Linked DNA regions of Mus musculus: region 1 is linked to region 2. Evidence: chromatin contacts called from ENCODE POLR2A ChIA-PET data. All regions are on one chromosome and are shown on one strand. The core of a region is the stretch at or near the end of the contact, and the rest is flanking DNA. Distances in the headings are between cores, read along the strand shown. Region 1 holds the start of Plk3 (polo like kinase 3). Region 2 holds the start of Prdx1 (peroxiredoxin 1).

Region 1 (6,527 bases), core at 1,951-4,450, 450 kb after region 2:
CCTCGGCAGCTGTCTCTACCAAGCTGGCAGGGGCCTGGCCTGAAACTACAGGAGCCTGGACAGTTGGGGAGAGAGGGAATAAAATTAGGCCCCAAAATCCAAATCCTTGAAAGTCCAATGGCCCAGCCCTGTCCCTGGCGGCTCTCAGGGCACCCCAGGTCAGCCTCAGCTGGCTAATGAGACACAGCCAATTAGGCCACCACGAGGTTAGATGCTTCATCAGCCTTTTATGCTGGGCTTCCCTCAGCTGCTAGGGTCAGGGTGAGTCAGGGGAATAATGGCTCACGTGAGCATCTTACCTCCGGCCTGACATCTGGATGACCGATGGATGTGCGCATGAGGCCACTCACCAAGCAGGAGACATTATCCTGGTCCTCAGAATGGTTCTTATCTGGAGGGTGAAGGAGAAAATAGCCCTCTGGGTCCTGCCTGAAAGTGTTCACACACGGGCAGATCTTCCCAAGTGTCTAGACAGCACATGCTCTCCCTGGAGTCTGAAGACACCGACACCCTGGAAGCACACCCCCCCCACCCCGCCTCCCCCTGAATGTAACAAGCCACTAAGCCACTCTATTGCTCTATACCCTCAGCCCACTGGCACCTGACTCACTCTTGTTCTTTTTCCTGCCAAACAGGCTCTTGGTAACTTTGGCAAACAGACTCCTCGCAGGGTTGGGGGGTGTCAGATCTGGGACTGTCACACAGCTGCTGACCGGGAGCCGATCAGGGGTGTAGCCCTGAGGAAGAGAGTCAGGAAAACAGTGTCAGTGAGACCCCCAAGGGCCCTGTTCCTGTGTGTCCTCTAGGAACATGAACACTGAACTCCAGTGTCTGGAGAACCACAGACCTTCGTAAAGAAGTCATGGCGTAAAATCTGTTCAATGGAAGGGCGGTCTCTGGGTGAAGCTCGGAGGATGGCAGCCAGGAGCTGCCGGGCAGGCAGGGAGAGGCTGGCAGGTAGCGTGTAATGAACCTGCTTGATGCAGCGGTATGTCTCCTTCAGGTCAGCAGTCTCAAATGGGGGGCTCCCACACAGGAGCGTGTACCTATGCCCAGGAATGGGAGATCAGGAATAAAGTAGTGGGGACCCCCCCCCATCCATGCACTTACCACCTGTCCACCAATGACTGACACTCACATGACACAACCAAGCGACCACACATCTGCCTCGGGGCCATGGCCCTGTCTCAGCAGCACTTCTGGAGCCACGTAGTTGGGAGTGCCACAGATGGTCCTGAAAAAGGCAGAGCAGAGAGAGCAAGGCTCAGACCCAGCCCAGTGCTGGTACCCGCCCCCATTCCTGCCCCTGCTGTGAGTTCAGACAAAGCAGCTGCCTGTCACCAAAGGCCAGAGAGCTCCTGCTTGTCTTGGGACAATGGATGCTGAGAACACGGCAGCTGAACCCTCACCCACCCCTCTAGCCCAGCTGCTCAGCTGCTCTGCAGGACAGGAGGCCCTGACCCATCAAAGACCCCTCTCCCAAGGTCAATACAGAGGGTCCATGACTGAGCCCTCCCCCCACTCCCATCTGCAAATACTCACTAGGCTGTCACCTCCCACTGTCTGTGCCAACACCAGCTGTCATAACCTTCATAAAGACTCACCTGCCTCACATGCTAGTTACACACACCCTGTCCCAGTGACCACAGCAGGGTCACATACACACACAAGGTATCACGGTACCATCATGATCTGTCATTCCCATTCAGTGTCTTACACATGCTGACTGCCTAGCCTATGTTTTCCCCATACATTTCCAAAAATCCTAGACACCCATCTGTGCCATACACTCATAAGATTGCTGTCCTTCTTCACCTAACCCAGTGACCTAGGTTGCCACCTCTACTGTCACACATACAGAAAACCCATCATTACCCCTTCCCTGGTTATCCCAAGTACATATCTGGTCACCTTGTACATCATCTGTGTCACAAACAGGCTGTGGCCACCATCCCCTCACTCACTTTTTCCTCTGCTCTGGGGGCTCTAATCGAGCTGCCAGCCCAAAATCCCCCACCTTCAGTTCCATGTTATCCGTGATGAAAAAATTTCCTAGACAGTAGCAGAGAGACGCGTCAGATTCTTAACGCCTTTCATCCCTCCGCAGGTCTCCACCCTTCAGACCAGACGCAGGAATCTCACCCAGCTTGAGATCTCTGTGTAAGATACCCCTCTGGTGCAAGTACTTGAGGCCAGAAAGGATCTGGCGCAGGTAGTAGCGAACCTCTGGTTCCAACAGGGTGTGTCGGGCCTTCCAGATGTGGGCCAGGGACTGCAGAAAGTCACTGTTTCAGACCCCGCTTGCCTTCCCAGACCCTCCCTCCATCTGTGTTTGCTAAAGATGACAAGAACAGCTTTGGATCTTAAGAACCCGCTTCCTCCCCTACCCCTGTTCCCAATGAACCCACCCCGCCCCCATTCCGGACCTTTCGGCTACAGAGCTCCAGGAAAATGTATATGTTGTCAGCATCCTCGAAATGATGTGAAAAGCGAACGATATGGCGGTGCTGTAGGTCTCGGTGCAACTCTATCTCATTTAGGATCTGCGACAGGGGAGTGAAATCCTCATCTTTCCAGGGTTCCCACGCCACCATCCCCTCCCCATCCCTTGGACCGCAGGGCCTGGACCCACCTTCTCGCGCTGATGCGGCTTGGCGACGCGACTCTGTGGGATGACTTTGACCGCGTAGGCTATACCAGACTCGGTGTCAGTGGCTTCATAGCAGCGTGCGAAGCCCCCCTAGAAAGAAGAAGCTGCATCATCGATCTGGGCGCTCCGGAGTGGCCGGATCCGGCCCGTAGAGCTCCTCTCCACCTCCGGAGTGGCCCGGTCGGGTCCGCAGAGCTCCCCTCCACCTCCGTCAACGCTACCCCGGAGCCCCGACCCACCTTGCCCAACAAGCGACCCTTGGTGTAGGTACGGCCGCTGAGAGGGTCGGTGATGAGGCGACCAGGAGGATCCGGCGCCCGTGGCCCGGCCAGCACCTCAGGTTCCGATCGCGGGGAGGCATTGGCAGGCGGCCCCGGGCCGGCGGGGGGCGCGGACGGGGCAGCCGCGCGCGGGAAGGGGCGCGGAGACAAGAAGCCGGCGGCGGGCTCCATGCGGACGGCGCGGCGCAGCGCCTGCCGAGCTGGTTCTCGGTTCCGCCCGGCCCCGGCCGCGCGTGGCGCTGCCTGGTTTCTCTACGCTGCGATCGCGCCAGGGCAAGGGGGAGTCCGACGTTTTTATCAATGAACCCCTGCCCCCTCCCCGGTGTTTCGTCATCTCGAGCTCCGCCCCTTTCCTGGCTGCCAGGCTTGGAGAGGCCACGCCCATTGCTCCGCCTTACGTCACCTGAAAGATCTTCCCTTGCCTGGGCGTTCTTAAAGGCCACTCCTCCTGCTCTGGCCTTAAAGGAGCCCCGGTTGAGCTAGTCGCCTGGCAGGTGTAACCCTGCTCCGTTTCTCTAGGCTACCCAGTGCAAGTGACTCTTTTTTTCCCCTTCATCCTTAGAATGTGTGCTGAAGTCGGAGTGGAGGCCAGTTATCCGGAGGCCTCTTTCGAGCAACAGTAAGGGTTAGCATTCAAACTGGGGAGGAAAGACAGGGGTGTTGCAAACTGCTCAGTGCACATCACCAACACAGGTGGTTTCCTGCAAGCATCTCTTGCTCTGGTACAGAGCATGCTGCCCTCTTCGGGGACTGTGGAATAGCACGCTGCAGAGCCCGATTTACCTGGTCTGGGACTGTGCAATGGGTTTGTGGAACAGAGCCTGGTATTCAAGGTTTTATGTTTGCGTTTTGTTTTTCCAAGACAGGGTGTCTCTGTGTGGCCCTGGCTGTCCCAGAACCCACTATGTAGACCAGGCTGGCTTTGAAATCAAAGATCCACCTGCCCCTGCCTCCCAGTATTCACTGTTTTTCACCATGTTCCAGGCTACATCTTCTGCTACCCAATTCTACCTTATTATTCTTCTGAGGGAAAGGAGAGCTGAGGCAGAGTAGCTGTCATGTGATCCAGGCTGGCTTTGAACTCGAGGTCCTTCTGTCTTCACCTTTGACATGATGGGACTCCAGACCTGTACCTCTGCCCCAGACCCTGAGTTCCCCATCATATTCTCAAAAATACCTATTGCACCGAGTCAGCAGGCAAAAGGCCAGACAGTGAGGAATGAGAACTGGACACTCTTAGGTGCTAGAGACCTGCAACTGGGCAGTTAGCTTTGAAGTCCATTACAGATAAACTCAAGTAGGTGGCAGGAATCTATGATCTATGTGGAATCTTTTTCTGTGTGGGTTTTTTTTTTGGGGGGGGGGTGTTGTGGAGGGTTGTTTTGGTTTTTGTTTTGTTTTGTGACAGAGTTTCCAGGAAGCCAGGAATTCGACCTGTAAACCAGACTGGCCTTGACTTCCTACCTGTCTCTGCCCCTCCACCACTGCCCGGCTTCGATGTGAAATCTTTTTTTTTTTTTTTTTTTTTCCTTGAAATAGGTTTCTCTGTGTAGACTTGGCTGTCCTGGAATCATTCTGTAAACCAGGCTGGCCTCCAACTCAGAGATCTGCTGCCTGTCTCTGCCTCCAGAGTGCTGGGATTAAAGGAGTATGCCACCACCTGCCTAGTTTCCCCAGTGGAATCTTAATCCCTAAACTTTCTCCAGGGGTCACAGATCTCCTGCTGGCTGTGTAGCCTTCGTTTTCACTTGGAGCCATACATTCAGACCTCAGATTTACTGAAAACATCTGCAAAGTGGCAGGCGCTGCTACCAATAAGAATGGCCAAGGCTGCAGCCCTTACTTAGTTTCTGCAGTTTCTCTATTGTGGAAACAGACTTAAGTACATAAATAAAGTAATTACAGGCTGTGAAAAGTGCTAAGACGGAAGTAAACAAGGAGCACCCAGAAAAACCAACAAACACACACATACAGCTGTGAATCAGCTCCCTCCTTCCCCAGTGTCTGGTCTGGATCATAACCTATCTTGTTGGGATTATTGCATACGGCCGTCCCTGCCTTTGGTCTCATCTGCATTTCATCTTGCATGTACATACTGTGAAGACATGGACACACACACACACACACACACACACACACACACGTCCCAAAAAGCCTAAGACCAGGAGAAATATTAGTAGTTTAAATGATAGGGGTGGGCAGGAAAGTCCTAGGTGCTATGCTTAGCAATTTCCCTGGCGGAGAAGGTAGTGGTAGGGCCAGAAAGGACAAACTCTTCAGGTCACATGGCCTGAAGCACAGGTAGAGCTTCAAAAGACAGAGTCAAAAATCTGAGCTGGAGTTGAGGCAAGAGGTTCAGGAGTCCAAGGTTGTCCTAGTTAAAGTCAACTGTCACCCTGACGTAATGAAGAGTCATCTGACAGAGTCTCGCTGGGCAACTACACAGTTCAGGTTGACCTTTGGCCTGGGAGGAATTGTCTTGATTGATGATTGGCATGGGAGGGCCCTGCCCACCGCGTGTGGCACCACCCCTGGGTAGGTAGAGCTGAACTATAGACGGAAGCTAGCCGAGTGATCTGGAGAGATGACTCAGCGGTTAGGAGAACACAGTGTTCTTTCTGTCAGAGGACCTGAATTCACTGAGTGACCAGAGCTCCTGGGGAACTCTACACCTCCAGCCTTCTCAGCTGGGTACCTGGCATGTGCATACTCACATAAGTACGTGTGTAATTAATTATTTAAGGAAGCTAACAAGGAGCAAGTGAGGGAGCCAGGCATGAGGCAGCACTCCTCCGTGGTTTCTGCCTCAGTTCCTGCTTCAGCGTCTTGCCCTGGCTTCCCTCTGTGACTGACTGTAACCTATAAAATGAAATAAACCTTCCCTCCCCAGGCTGCTTTTGGTCTGGGTGTTTATCACAGCTGCAGAAAAGTGAAAAAGGTCTCCCTGCAGAGTGAACCTGAGACTAACCTGGAGTAAATAACATCCTGTCTATTTGGCCCTGGAGAGTTAGCGCAGTGGTTAAGAGCACTTGTTGCAAAGGACCCAGCATCCTGGGAATCATGGAGGCCCGTCACCTTTCTGGGCACCAGGATACCAGGCCATGTGTGATGCAGACAAAACACTCACACATAAAATAATAAAAATTAGATCTTTGAAAAAGATATATTCACTACTGGTTACTTTTATGCTATGGTCTGGGAATTAAGCCCAGGGCTTTGTCTACGGGAGGCAAGTGTTACTAAACTATCCCCAGCTTGATGTTACAGCTTTATATCTGGAAAATAAATTAAGATGTCTGTGTATTACTTTGCTGGAGATGCCATAACAAAATAACCTTGAATGGTTCAAATGACAAAAAATAAATTAATAAAATTATTTTCACAGTCGGAGGTGCAAGATCAAATCAGGACAGGTTTCTTGGATTTTTCTGTTTTTTGCTTTTTACTTTTTTAAAAAAAAGATCTATTTATTTATTTTATGTATATATGAGTACACTGTAGCTGTCTTCAGACACACCAGAAGAGGGCATCAGATCTCATTACAGGTGGTTGTGAGCCACCATGTGGTTGCTAGGAATTGAACTCAGGACCTCTGG
Region 2 (6,554 bases), core at 2,211-4,710:
CGTATATATATATATATATATATATATATATATATATATATACTGTTTATATATATAATTAGAAAAAGTGTGGCCGGGCCAGTGGTGGCGTATGCCTTTAATCCCAGCACTTGGGAGGCAGAGACAGGTGGATTTCTGAATTCAAGGCCAGCCTGGTCTACAAAGTGAGTTCCAGGACAGCCAGGACTATACAGAGAAACCCTGTCTCGAAAAATCAAAAAAAAAAAAAAAAAAAAAAAAAAAAGAAAGAAAGAAAGAAAGAAAGAAAAGAAAAGAAAAGAAAAAGTGTGAAATCTGTCATTATAATCCATAGCAGTAATCTCAGCATTTTGGAGGCTAAGTCACAGGGACTGTCCTGAGTTCAAGCCAGCCTAGGCTATATAGTGAGACTCAGACTTGGTTTACAAAACCAAAGGCTAGGCACAATGGCTCAGCAGGTGAAGGAGCTTGAGGCCAAGCCTGATGACCTGAGTTCCATCCCCAGGAACCACAGGGTGGGAGGAGAAAACTGATGTCTGAAAGCTGTCCTCTGGCCCACCTTGCTCTCACAAGAAAGAAATGAATAATGACAACCATTTACCCTCAGGGTGGGAAGGAAAAAGGAGAAAAAGAAACAATAAGGCTCGAGAGAGGTGCAATGGGTACAAGTGCTGGATGAATATGAAGACTTGGCTTTGGATTCCAGCAACATCGGGAGAGAGGGCTGTAGCTGCATAGCTGGCTATAAAACCTCAGGGCTGTGTGGGTCGAGACAGGAGCATCTCCACCAGCTCTGCTTCATGTTCATGCTTCTTTATAGAGACACAACCAACATCTGCCTCTGGTCTCTGCTCAAGTGTACAGGTACATGACTCTGAGAACACACTTGAATATATATACACATGAGCATACACATTTATATCATGCTCATATACACACACACACACACCAAAAAGTAACTGAACAACAACAACAAAAAACTACTGTTGTCAAGAGAATTGATAAATGCATAAAAGGCCAGATGCTCAGGCAGCATGACATAGCATTTCCCCATTTCTATCCTGGTGCAAGAGCCGTGGGAAGTAGTGGGGTTAACTCCTCCACCAACTGGAAATGAATAATGTGAAATAACCTCATGCTGAGAAGGAAAATGAAAGACACTTCTGTAATAAAGGATGATACATACCCAAAACTTCAGATACTCAGCTAGCATGACATAGCTTTTCCCCCATTTTTTTTATCCTATTATGTTACTAATAAGAGTTAAGAGAAGTCTTGAAAATAAAAGTGTCAGAGGTTTGGCATCACGTGCCTTTAATCCCAGCACTTAGGAGGCAGAAACAGTTGATCTATGAGTTTAAGGCCAGCCTGGTCTAAGGAGTGAGGTCCAGGACAGCAAGCACCATACAGAGAAACCCTGTCTCAAAAAACCACACATGCATGCACACACTCACACACAGTCATTGTTCCTTCTATGTGACCTTACAAAAAATATAATCCTACTAAGACTTGTCTTTTCTTGCCTATACAATAGAATAATTCTAACATCTTTCTTCGGGAGTGGGGATGACAATTTGAGGCAGGGTTTATCTGTGTAGCCCTGGCTGTCCTAGAACTCGTTTTGTAGACCAACCTGGTCTCGAACTCAAGAGATTCCACTTGCCTCTGCCTCTCAAGAGCTAGAATTAAAGGCATGCATCAACAAGTCTGGCTAACTCTAGATCTTAACGTACATAACTAGTGTTTGTTAGCATAATACCTAAATTTGATGTGGTGGTAGGTGTTTTGTTCTGTTTTGTTTTTGAGACAAGTATCTCCTTTATTGTCTTGGCGACTCAGCCTCTCGAGTGATAAGATTATAGCCGTGCACCCGTAAACCTGGTCCATAGTACTTAGTTCTTACTGTGTAATAGAGATGTGAACTATCATTTCTGTTGTAACTTTTTCATCTCCCTCACTTAAAGCTCAGAACTGCTTTCAAGGCTATCTATTCAAACCAGGAAAACCAATTCCACTTAATTGCAGAGAGGATAAGCCTGTAGACTCAGATAAGCATTACTTCCTGGAAAGCTGTCCCTGACCTGAGTTTATTGATTAGTCCCTTTAACAGAGTTACCAGCTTTCATTTGTCCCTTGACTTGACCATTATGCCTAAACCTCTACGGCCTAATAAAATCTTCTAACTGTTGTGTTTCCATGTCTGCCCCATCCTTATAGCATGACTTTCTAGAGGGTAAAGTTTGGATTATATCCATCTCTGGGTTCCTAAATCACACAAAGCATGTGATATGAAATGGGAACTCTGAGCTTTGTATCTATCCGGCTTCCCCTCCCCTCCCCCAAGGTCTCTATGTTGTCCTTGCTGTCCTGGAACTTGCTATGTAGACCAGGATGGACTAAAAAACACAGAGGTTCTCTTGCCTCTACCTTCCCAGTGCTGGCCATCAAGCCTGACCCCTCTTTAACTCTCTTGACTTTTTTTTTTTTTTTTTTTTTGGAGGCAGGATTTCTCTGTGTAGCTCTGGCTTTCCTGGAACTCGCATTGAATTGAGACCAGGCTGGCCTCGAACTCAGAGCTCCATTAGTCTCTGCCTCTAGAGTGCTAAGAAGATGTGCCATCACTGCCTGGCTTGGAACAGTGACTTTTAACTCAGGAAATTGACCACAGAGCCCCAGTTTTTAAAACCACAAATCAGTTTAGTGACAGGCTGAGATTCAGAAAGATTTAAGAATAATGCAAGAAATGGGTGTGAAACAGAAAAGCAGTATCCAGTAATCAGAGACCAATGGAGGCTGCCCTCAGTGGTGAGGGTTAATGAGGACCAGACTAGAACAGGAGTTTTGTTTTTGTTCTTAACGATTTATTTCTTTTCATTTTCTGTGCATTGGTGTTTTGCTTGCATGTATGTGTGAGGGTGTTGGATCCTCTAGAACTGGATCTACACAGTTATGAGCTGCCATGTGGGTGCTGGAAATTGAGGCTGGGTCCTCTGGTAGTGCAGCCAGGGCTTATAACGGCTGAGCCAGCTTTTCCAGCCCTAGAATAGGTTTGTGAGGCTGGGGTGCGACTGAGAAATATTTGGGTGCACAGTTTCCCCTGAACGTGGTTTAATTTTAGACGTGGCCTTCCAAGAGCAGTAAAACAGACCCTTCTTCTAGTTTGGGTCTTGATTGCACAGCACACAGTGGTCCTGGGAATAAAGAGAGGCACGGATTACCCGGGTACCCCGATTAAACGAGGAAATGACTCAAAGGGCAGTGCTTTTCTACCTCTGGGAACAGCATCACTGAAAGTGTGAGCGTTTCCCCCTGGAGACCCCCTCCACTCCAGGCCCATCCAGGGAAAGCGCTGAGTCATCCCCCGTAGGCCGGCCAGGGTGGGGCGGGGCTCAGCCAGGTCCCCCTCTTCCCGCACCCCCGGCCCGTGAGAATCTCGCGAGAACTTTGTAGGCTATAAAAGCAGCTCCCCGCGCGCGCTGTCGGGCGACCTCTTCCTGCGTTCTCACGGCTCTTTCTGTTTGTGAGACCTGTGGCTCGACCCTGGTGAGTGTGCGGGTATCGCCGCTGAGAAACGCGGCTCGCGCCCATCACTGGTTCCTTCTCCCTCTGGCCGGTCCCGGCTCGTCCCGGGCGATCACGGGCTGAAGCGGCAGGGCGAGGCCTGGTCCCGCGAGTGCTGGAGCTCTACTCGCATTCTTCACGTGGCGCTTAGTTCCCGGACCTGTTGGAACCCTGAGGCTAACGTTCAGTTTCCTCCTCTCCCGCTCACCGATAGAGGGCGGAGATGGCTTGGTGGGACGAGTTTGTGCTGGAACTTACCGCGCGCACTGGGCTGTGTCGTTGTGTTTTCTGATGTGCTATAGTGGGTGATGGCGTGAGTGGTAGGAACGTAACCTCCAGCGAGCTTGGGGCGTGACCTTCTCCGGCGTTCTAGTCCGATTCCTACGGAGACTTCTCAGCGGCCGGAAGTCGCTTTTCCGGGATTGGTTGAGTTTGGAAATGCTGGGCCACGTTGCAAAGCAAGTTTGATTAAAAGATGGTTTATGTTAGGGGGCACACCAGATAGGTAGTTGCTATGCTGCAGGTGCAGCATGTCCCTGAAAAAAAACAGTTAAAAGTTTTTTAAAGTTTGCGATGAAAGATGCTTTTTTTCTTGGCGTTTCTTTTGGTTATTGGTATTATGAACCAAGAAATTTGGAACTTGGATTCCAACTTGCACTCATACTGAGAGGCGTAAATTTTCTTTTAGATTGTGGGTTTTTTTTTAATGTGTATGTCTACCTGTGTGGTAAACACCCCCCCCCCCCCGAGCTAGTTACAGGTGGTTGTGAACCCATCCTAAGTGGGTGGAGGAATCTGAACCAGGACTTTTCCGGAAAGGAGCAGTGTAGGCTCTTAAATTGTTGCGCCATCGCTGAAGCTCCTAATGTTGTACATCTTAACAATTTATTTGTCTTGGTGTTGACCTGGGTCGATAGTGCAGAAATCGGTTTCTTAGCAGTACATTGACTCTTTTTGTATTTTTCTTAGAGTATCTTGGAAATAGGTTGGCCTCTAATTTGGCTAGCCTTGAACTCCTGAATCTTAAGCTTCTACTTCCCAAGTGTTGAGATTACACATCCCAAGTTTTTTTCTTTTAAACATTTGTGTGTGTGAACCTTGTAGAAGTCGGCTTTCCATCCTTATGGGCATTCTGGAGATGGAACTACGGTCATCAGATAGCAATTACCTTAACCTGCGTAACCTCCCTCATACAGAAATTGAGACAAGTGTTCCCTCGGTTCAGTATCCTCCTCCCTCAGCATGCAGAGTGCTGGGATGATGCTCCACTGTCCCTGGGTTAAACCTAAAGAACGTTTTAAGACACGGTTACTAAATCTAGGTTGGCCTCAAACAAGTTATGCAGAGAAAACTTAAGCTTAAACAGAACACCTAAAGATCTGAAGCAATAAATGCCAGTGTCCTGGCATTGATGTGCTTGGGATTTTTGTGTCTGTTCCATTTCCTTCCCGTTTCTCCCTAATGAATATGCAGAATAAAATGCCATTGCAAAAACTGGCTTAGAAAGGGTGGGAGAGCTGACCTATTTAGACACACTGTGGAGCTGTTAGCAAGTGAAAACAAAGGCTGATTTTTCAGTCTCAATTTTACCCTGGAGTTGGAGCTTTGGGTTGGGACCCTTAACTGTGAGCCTGTGTTCTGATTGAGCTACAGTTAAGTTCCTAGGTAGGTGAAAGCTGTTGCTTATTTAGAAGAATAGGGTTTACTTTTTTTTGTTGTCTTTTCCAGCTGATAGCAAGATGTCTTCAGGAAATGCAAAAATTGGGTATCCTGCTCCCAACTTCAAAGCTACAGCTGTTATGCCAGATGGACAATTCAAAGATATCAGCCTAAGTGAATACAAAGGTAAGATTAAAGAGGCCACTTCACATGTCTTTAGGTTGAAGTGAAGTCAAGGTTAGGACAGTGATAACAAGGGTAGATATCCTAGGTATGAGTCATTTCTAGAGAAAGTATGCTTTATTATACCTTAACATTTATCTGATTACCTTTTTTAGTGGCATTTATTTATTGGGGGAATTCTTTTTTTTTTTTTTTTAAGTTTTATTTATTTATTATATATAAGTACACTGTAGCTGTCTTCAGACACTCCAGAAGAGGGAGTCAGATCTCGTTACGGATGTAGTTGCTTGCTGGGATTTGAACTCTGGACCTTTGGAAGAGCAGTCGGTGCTCTTAAGGGCTGAGCCATCTCTCTAGCCCTTTCCCTTTTCTTTTTTCACTGTAATTAAAAAAGTTTTCTTTAAGATAGGATCTTTATGTAGTTCTGGCTGTCCTGAAGCTCACTATGTAGATCAGGCTGGCCTTGAACTCAAAGACATCCTCCTGCCTCTACCTCCCTAGTGCTAAGATTAAAGCTTGCACAATCTTGTCCCCCTTTGTTTTGGTCAGTTCTTGCTCGCTCTCATCATTTGTTTATTTGAGCTGTCTTACTATCTATTCCCTTGGCTTTCTAAATATGTAGACCATGGTTGTATCTAACTCCTAGAGATAGATACAACCTGCCTTTGCTTTTCCCTTCCTCTTTTTTTTGTTTTGTTTTTTGAGACAGGGTTTCTCTGTATAGCTCTGGCTGTCCTGGAACTCACTTTGTAGACCAGGCTGGCCTCGAACTCAGAAATCTGCCTGCCTCTGCGTCCCGAGTGCTGGGATTAAAGGCATGTGCCACCACGCTTGGTGTTAAAACATTTTTTAATCTTATGTGTATGGTGGGTTTTTTTCTTTTCCTGAATGTGTGTCTGAGCATCATGTACATATGGTACATGAGGAGGGCATTGGATCCCCTGGGACTGGAATGTAGATGTTTTTGAGCCTCCATATTTCTACTGGGTCCTCTAAAAGAGCAGCCATTATGATTAATTGCCAAGCCAACTTTTCAGTCACCTTCAGCTCATTTTTTTTAAAAAAACTACATTTGGTCTTACAAATCAAGTCTTTGGAGCTGTGGCTTTGCTTTTGCTCAAAGGGAAGACTTGACACTCCAATTACCTTTTGTTTTTACCATAGTTTCATGC

What was found. ChIA-PET counts read pairs that join two places held with the same protein, here RNA polymerase II (POLR2A).
Region 1: POLR2A ChIA-PET joins it to region 2 with 16 read pairs in embryonic stem cell. The contact joins the promoter of Plk3 here to the promoter of Prdx1 in region 2. POLR2A ChIA-PET finds 5 or more read pairs at or near these places in 4 of 5 experiments (Patski and embryonic stem cell).

Annotation. Positions count from the first base shown.
Region 1 is chr4:117,130,763-117,137,289 of GRCm38, forward strand. It overlaps Plk3 (polo like kinase 3), which reads right to left and starts at 3,201. Exons shown (of 15, transcript NM_013807.3): 1 at 2,890-3,201; 2 at 2,633-2,740; 3 at 2,427-2,543; 4 at 2,143-2,272; 5 at 1,965-2,052; 6 at 1,139-1,234; 7 at 848-1,046; 8 at 611-737; 9 at 300-391; 10 at 1-55. The coding sequence starts at 3,102.
Region 2 is chr4:116,682,139-116,688,692 of GRCm38, forward strand. Prdx1 (peroxiredoxin 1) reads left to right here and starts at 3,461. Exons shown (of 6, transcript NM_011034.4): 1 at 3,461-3,522; 2 at 5,269-5,385. The coding sequence starts at 5,280. AV051173 (expressed sequence AV051173) reads right to left here and starts at 3,884. Exons shown (of 3, transcript NR_040442.1): 1 at 3,799-3,884; 2 at 3,507-3,700; 3 at 2,824-3,170.